Linked DNA regions of Homo sapiens: region 1 is linked to region 2. Evidence: chromatin loops called from intact Hi-C (ENCODE). Cell type or tissue: heart left ventricle. All regions are shown on one strand.

Evidence for each region. Hi-C counts contacts between places; a loop is a spot of excess contacts. Peaks named below come from ENCODE experiments on the same cell type or tissue, not always from the same donor. Only the 100,000 strongest peaks of a DNase experiment are listed, where the experiment ranks them.
Region 1: it touches region 2 in a loop (8-fold over the local background); 3 of 110 quality-filtered maps call a loop at or near these places.

What each region holds. Positions count from the first base shown.
Region 1 is chr13:50,409,862-50,413,861 of GRCh38, reverse strand. The region is part of intron 3 of DLEU1 (deleted in lymphocytic leukemia 1); the gene reads right to left. Among named protein-coding and RNA genes, the nearest start is that of DLEU1-AS1, 120 kb to the left of the region's middle. In heart left ventricle, no CTCF peak of the experiment used is centred here; a DNase peak (open chromatin) is centred at 2,441.
Region 2 is chr13:50,334,999-50,338,998 of GRCh38, reverse strand. All of the region lies in intron 2 of DLEU1 (deleted in lymphocytic leukemia 1), which reads right to left. Among named protein-coding and RNA genes, the nearest start is that of DLEU1-AS1, 190 kb to the left of the region's middle. In heart left ventricle, no CTCF peak of the experiment used is centred here; no DNase peak of the experiment used is centred here.

The sequences.
Region 1 (4,000 bases), 75 kb before region 2:
TCTGGCTACAATGGGAAATTTCAGCATCGTATATCCCCCAAACATTTTGATTTTTAGTTAAATGGTATGTTTCCTCCACATTGTAAACCCTCCTCTGACATACATGTGACACACACACACACACACACACACACACACACACACAGAGTTTCTCATGGAGCTCTAAACAGCCTGCCCTCCACCTTCCCCTTCTTTCCTATTCCCCTCTCCCCGACTCTCCAGGTCGGCCCCCTGGCAATCTGGTGTAGTTGTCAACCCTGCAAGCTTGTCCTCCTTGGTGGCTTCATGCCTGTGATTTCTATCCTCATCTTCAGGCTTCCAAACACAGCTCAGTTCTCCTCCATAAAGCCTTCCTTCACTGACTACATGTACACAATGACCCTTCTCTAACACACAATGTATTTTAATGCTCTAGTGCCTATGTTAGCCTTTATTCCAAAAATTTCTAGCCTTATGTTCATTGTTATGTCTTGACTATGCAACCAGTCAAGCAGTGAGCTGGAGGGAGGGCATGAGCTCTGTAGTCAAGCAGCTATTAGTTCTGGATCCTCATCTCTGAGCTACAAGATGCTCAGTTTTATTTTGTTTTAAATAAAGAAATTAACACCCTCACCCCTTGCAAAATCTAACGTTTCTATGAGCATTAAACGAGGTCTCCCGTGTGAAGCACCTGGACTTCATGCCCTTCATGAACTATCTTACTGCTTCCCTGACAGCAGGACCATGTCTTACCCCAGTCCTGGGTCCAAGGAATGCCTAGCACAGTAAAGCAGGATGTTATCAGAAGCAGTGGTTGAAATGCCCAGAATTAACAAAAAGCTGGAAACATAATCCTCCTTGGCAAGGAAATGAGACAAATCTTTAACTATTCAAATCAATGTGCCTCTAGAAGTGAAATGGAACATGAGATAGCGTAAAAAAGCAGATCAATCACAACACGCAGATCATTTCTATGCTTAGAAGCCTATTTTACTGAGCACACATAGAAAAACAAATGTCTAACACCTTTGGCAAAGGCTGCCTGGAGTCCCACAGGGGTATGCATGAAAAAGTCTCCTGCCTTTTTAACTAATCGAGTTCTGACTAGGTTCTACAATGCATCAGATCAAAAGGCAGGGATTTAAAATACTACAATCGACATTAAGTGCATTTCTTTAGTTTCTAAGTGAGTCAGAAAATGCGGCACAGTTAAGCTATAGACGTTTGCAGGCTAAGTCTTCTCCTTAACCTCAGGAGTCAGGACAAAGACAACAGGCCCTTAGTTTGAGTCTTCTCCGCTACACAATGGGTGTGAGGTGAGTGACTATTTCCAATTTGCATGATTCCTATAATTTCCCATCATGAAATGGAGGAAAATGCCATTCACCCACATAAGAAGTCTCACTGAAAAGCAAAGCACTTCTCTCTATTTACTTAAGCACTGGGCTAGAATACAGAGAAGTACAATAAATTCTAAACATGGTGCACATCTGGTCCAAAAACCACAATCAGTTTATTGCTGCATCTGAAACATTTTCAGCAACTGTCATATAATACATTTTCACACATTTCTAACAAGACATTTTCTTGGAAACAAAACAGACAGGTATATCTGTCAGTTCCATTTCTTGCAAACAAAACAGAAAAAATGTTTGGCTCAGATGTCTGTACCGTCTTTGGAGCAGTGTAGCTATCATATGAGGAGGGTATTAGTCAAAGATGCCAAAAGCTCGGCGGTTACTTCCAAAGAGTGGAATTACTGGCTATACAGAAAAATAAGATATATGCATGTATGTATGCACCTCCCTTCTTTCCCATTCCAACAGAACCATTTATTGCACTTACTTGAAAGAGATGTACCAGGGTCTTGTTAAACCCATCTATCTCCCAGTATGAAAATACTACGCTCCCTATTAAGTAGAATCTTCTCATCCCTGTGGCTCTTTGAGCAGAACTTTATTCAACATTTTATTAAAAATTAAAATGCAATTGAAATCACATTAAGATGCTTAAAAGCTCCACATTTTTACCCTAAACCCCTCACGGGCATTCACAAGGAGAGAACAGAAAGGTATCTGATAGCCAGAGAGCCCCAAACCCAATAAAGAAGGCTGCCAAAATGTCCCAATATAGGCCCCAGTGAAACCATTTACTGGCTCACTGTTGGCTGCATAATCTGCCTTTAAGCACTTTCTCCTCTGCAAAAACCCCAGAACTCCTTTAAGAGCCATGTCTCAGCACACAAAACTTTCAAGTGACTCACCCTTCCCTCCCGCTTCCCTGGCCCAGCCCCACAGCCCCTCACACCAGCCATGCAGTCTTTGACCTTTCCTGATAACCCACTCACAGTTCATTCTGCCTGCAGGGCAGACAAGAAACGCACAGGGGCAAGATTACTGAAGCTTTGACAACATTCATAAAAAGAATGGACATAGTCAACCCCCTTGCACACTTCTGAACCTTTGCCTGTGTGGCTGCCTCCACCAGGAATGCCCTGGCTGACTTTGCCTGGCGAATGACTCATTGTGATTCGCAGCTCAGTTCAACTAGGGCTTTTTGGTGACAGCTTTCCCTGACACCCCTTCCCTTGCTGAATGAGGTGGTCCATCCTCTGGCATGGGGCAGAGCATCCCATACATCCTGCTCCCACTCCAACCTATTGCACTGGTATCCAATAGAAGGCAACATGTGTCACTGTGTCTCCCGCACCAGCCTGCAAGCCCCTTTAGGCAGGGCCTTGGTCATGTTCTTGTATCCCCAGCCCCTGGGATACTGACTTTTATATGGAAGGGACTCAGCAAATGTTTACTGAATAAAAGAATAATGGCAGCAATCCAGAAAATTCCTGACTGTGCCCAGACTGAAGGGCTCCAGTTGCTTCTCCATGAACAAAAAAGAGAACCTCAGGAAATGGCCAGTTGAAAGTTTTCAGATCTTTCAACCAACAAGAGCTGATGGTAAGGATGTCCAATGGACTGTACGAACATGAAGGAGGAAAATGCATGCTTTCTCAAGCTGGGCCTGAAGTCTTGCTATTAGAATTAGAGAAATACGAAAGTGATAAAGGAGACCACCCAAGAGAAGGGAATTTGGGTTACTGCAGTGAATAGGAGACTGAAGGGTGAGTACTCTCCACTCTGAAAGACGGCAGGTGAACGAAAGGCCAGGATCTAGGTGAGAAACCAGGGAAGGGGAAAGTGGGACAAGGATTTATTTGTCAAATTACAGCACCCTAGAATGGCAAAGGGTCTCTTGAAGATAAAAAGAGGTACATTCAGGAAAAATTTTAAGACTCTCCCCATGTGAGCAGATTAGTTTAAAAGACAAGCACAGAAGGGATTGAGGCCCACAGAAAGAAGGAACCCCATGTGGTGCTCATTTGAGTTGAACAAAGGGACCTGCACTGATGAATATATATGGGACTGGTCCCGTACCTAAGTTCCCATCCAGAAGAGAAGTCAGAGGAAACCAGAGAACTTCAGAAGAGCTTGGTGAGCGCCAACGGGCTCACACACACAGGGCTGTGGGAGCCTACAGCCCACAGTCCGCAGCTCTGAGAAACACATTGTGTTCCGCCTGTGGGGCAGTGTCCTCACAGCAATCCAGGTGTGTTTGAAGGAGAACGCCTAGCAGCAGCTGAAATAACCAAAAACAAGGTGGTAAATGGCTGTCCTGGGCCAATACAGGGACAAATTGGCAAAGTAGAATGTTCCTCGCAGAGCTCTCCAAATGTTTGAGAATTCTACCACCTCTCCTGAGGTGCCCTGGAAAAGGCGAAGTGGAAAGGTAGAGCCTGTTAAAATTTTATATGGTTTCTGAGGCATCTTAATTTTTAATAAAAAGTTCTTAATAATGTTCTGGATAAAAGACTGTGGTACTTAAAAGATTCTTTTTATAATGCCAAACTCTTTGTGCAATGTATGTATATATTTTTTAAAAGACCATAGTCTGGCAAATACTGACAGCCTGCAACACATACCACATTCTCCTTCCGCTTACTCCACCACCTCATACTGTGGCC
Region 2 (4,000 bases):
TCAAGCATAACAGATTTCTCAAAATTTCACGGGGCCTTTTGAGCCATGGCAATTCTGTCCTGAGAAGGAAGGGAAAACATTTTACCCACTACCTCCCCACCTCGTGTTGGCCAAAAATGTGCCCCTGGTGATGTAAACTTCCATGCATTTCTGGGTGCACATACGTCATGGTGAGCAAGTCTCAAGATATCCAGTGCCTCTGTATCAACAGGGAAGCCCAGGTCCGAAGGTGAGGGATGTGGGACTGACAAGGCAAGGCATGGTCGGCTATGTCCATATGAAGTCCACTGGAGGCCACACAAAGCTGGTCGTCACAGCAGCACCTGGGGCAGGACAAATGCCAGGGGCCCCAGAGACTGGTTAGGCCTAGAGAATGGGAGGTGGCTGCTTTTCCTACAAAGGATCAAAAGTCAACTTTAGACTTATCCTCGGCAACTCTAATTTTAAATAAGCTTGGCAAAGCATGCCAACTTCATACAAGGCACTAGACACTAAAGCAATGGAGCAGCATTTCCGGAATTTAAGTGAAAAAAAGTATGACCCAAGAATTCATATAGAGTCATTGATCTTCTTGTAGAAAGACAGCAGAAAGGCATCCTCAGATGCAGAGGCTCAGAAAATCTCCTAATATCTTTCTGAATAAAGTTCCTGCAGTACACAGTCCCTAGTACACAGAAATGAAATGCAATTAAGAACCCAAGAAGAGGCCAAGTGCATTGGCTTATGACTGTAATCTCAGCACTTTGGGAGGCCGAGGCTGGTGGATCACTTGGGCCCAGAAGTTCGAGACCAGCCTGGGGAAAACGATGAAACCCAGTCTTTACAAAAAACATAAAAACTTGGCCAGGCATGGTTCCTGGGGAGGGTGAGGTGGGAGGATCACTTGAACCAAGGATGTCAAGGCTGCAGCAAGCTGTGATCACGCCACTGTGCTCCGGCCTGGATGACAGAGTGAGACCTTGTCCCAAAAAACAAGAACAAAATAAAACAAAAAAGAACTCAAGAAGAGAGAAGTTGTAACTAAAAAGGATTATCAGGAAGCATTAAAACCTGTTAAATTACAGATATATTAAGTTGGTGCAAAAGTAATCATGGTTTTTGCCATTAAAAGTAATAGCAAAAAAACGCAATTACTTTTGCACCAGCTTAATAGGTCTGAATAATCACTGCAAATCTTAACAGAAAAAAAGAAAAATATTTTATAAAGAGATACATATTGACCACTTTAAAAAATTAAATGTGGCATTTATAATCACACATTAAACTTTTAAAGTCCCACATAGCTCAGCGTTCAAAATTTGGAGTCATAAATGCTTATTTTTATTCTTGATTTTTATATTTCAAAAAAGATGAGCTTTATGAGTTAGGGTTTTCTTTATTTAAGGTATATATTTGTAGATTGAAAATCAGGATGTTTACAGAGAGGCAAATGCAAAGCAAGTAGTATATACAGCACAAATCAGAATAAAAGGGAAATATAGACACGAAAGTGTAAGTTAAGATGCCTGAAAGAAAAATTAATTTAAAGTGCTGGGAATAAATATAAATGAATCAAATGGCTGTACTAAAAAAGAAAAAGGCTTTCAGACTGAATAAAAAACAATGAGCTATCTATAAGAGATTTGACACATTGTTTTTTAAGTTTGGCAAAAATATATCAGACAAATGTAATATACAATTCAAAACAAATTACATTCAACTTTAAAAAGCCAATTTTTAAAAATTGATAATGGTACCAGTCATAATAAAAATTTTACAATTAACAACTTTTATACATCTAAGAATAAAGCACCAATAGAGAAACCTGACTCCAAGCTCAGAGACACCAGTACCAGCCAGACAGCACCTCACCATCACCCAGACACATTAATATCACTGATGGTCTTATTCTATAGGTAAGGAAACCAAGACTGAAGAAAGTTAAGTGATCTGCCCAGAGTCATCTAAATAATTACTGAAAAAGTTCAGAACCTCCTATCAGGTCCTCTGAGGGAAAATCCTATTCACTATACACCTAATTTTGTGTCATCCACCAACACCTTGTTTCCATCCCAATGGGTGTGGTGGTCATTAGGGCTTTTCACAAACATGGCATTTCTCTCCTTGCAGGCACACTGCCGCCTTGCACACCCATTCACTTGAGGTGTGTATGGTTGTGCATCCATATGGGCTTCCTCACCATCTCTTTTCACATGGCCTTGGCAGCCAACGATGTTCCAAATAATGACTGCAATAATAACCCAAAGCAAAGACCCCACCCATCCAGCCCCCATCATCTCAAGATGAACAAGTAGTGTGAGAGAAATCAATATTTATTGTTTTAAACCACTAAATTGGCAGTGGGGATGGGGTGGGGGGTCTTCAATACTACAACATTATCTACATCTATTCTGACTGATTCATCATTAATAATTTTTTTCTCTAAGACAAGGCCAAGGACAAATGCATGCCAGCATTTCACGGGAAATATTTCACAGGCCAAAAGCCATTATTCAGTCATTTGTGGCTTTAGCCATTTAACCAGTTACTAATCCCCCTAATTGTACTATTGATAGACCAAAAGCCTATCAAGAGAGACTCTATCAAAGACTTACTGAAATCCAAAGATATGTCTATTGCATTTATTTATCAGATGAGCCATAATGCCAAAGAAGAGATGAAGTTAGTGCAGAATGACTTCTTTATCAGCAATCCACACAAATTCCTGGTGACCACTGCTTGCTTTCCTAAATGTTCACAGATCCTTTTCTTTAGAAATCTACCCTAGGAGGTAAGGAAAGGTAATATTTGATCTGAATCTTAAGAGACAAATACAATTTTCACGGGCAGAAATTGAGGGGAAAGGATATTTCAGGTTGAATAACAGAATGAACAAAATTTAGGTGGAATAAAGTACATGGCTTTGAGTTAACCAACCCTTTGCATCCATTTTAGCCCATGATGCAAAGGTGGGCTAAATGGCGACAGTGACTTCATAATGTGTAAAGATTGTTAATGCACGCAAAGGGCTTTGGAAACAAAAAGTGAGCTGGACTGAGAAAATTGCATGTTTTAGCCTTTGGCATCTTGTAATAACTGATATATTACTTTATCTTTAAATGAACCTAGAAGAATTTTAAGTATATAATTACATATTAACCTAAGCACCCCCCACAAAATTGCTTCCTAAAGGAATAATAAATTTTCAGTGACAAAATTTAATTAAAAACTCACTCTTAAGATTATAGGCAGATAAATAAAAGACCTTTAAAAGTGTTACACTTGCTGGGCGCGGTGGCTCACACCTGTAATCCCAGCACTTTGGGAGGCCAAGGCAGGCGGATCACTTGAGGTCAGGAGTTTGAGACCAGCCTAGCCAACATGGTAAAACCCCATCTCTGCTAAAAATACCAAAAAATTAGCTGGGCGTGGTGGTGGGTGCCTGTAATCCCAGCTACTCCACAGGCTGAGGAAGGAGAATTGCTTGAACCTGGGAGGCAAGGATGCAGTGAGCAAAGGTCATTCCATTTGCACTCCAGCCCTCCAGCCTGGACAATAAGAGCGAAACTCCATCTCAAAAAAAAAAAGGTGTTACACTTGAGGAATGAATTCTTCTTGCTAAGCTTTTTTTCCTAAAGCGAATTTGTTTCCCATAGGCTCGGTGACTAAATTCAGAGACTTCATGACAAAAATAATAGAAAGTGTCTGCACAGTCATTATGGGCCCTCCCTGGCTAAGTAAGAGAAGGCATACCTCGCCTTTATGCTGTCATCCCAGAGGTCAAAGGTCTTCTGTCTAGTGCACAAAGCTGGAAATTTCCAAATAATCTAAGAAAACATTCAAACAGTTTCAGACAGTTTTTTCCATTATTTACAATGCCGCCCATGATAAGATGGAAATTTTCTGAGGGTGGCGTGATAAGCTTCATGTAAGCAAGACACAGCTAATGGCTTGAAGCGTGGAATTCCAGGGCTTCCTGAACAGGCTGTTTTAGTACAATCTTCCGTTGACAGGGTTAAGC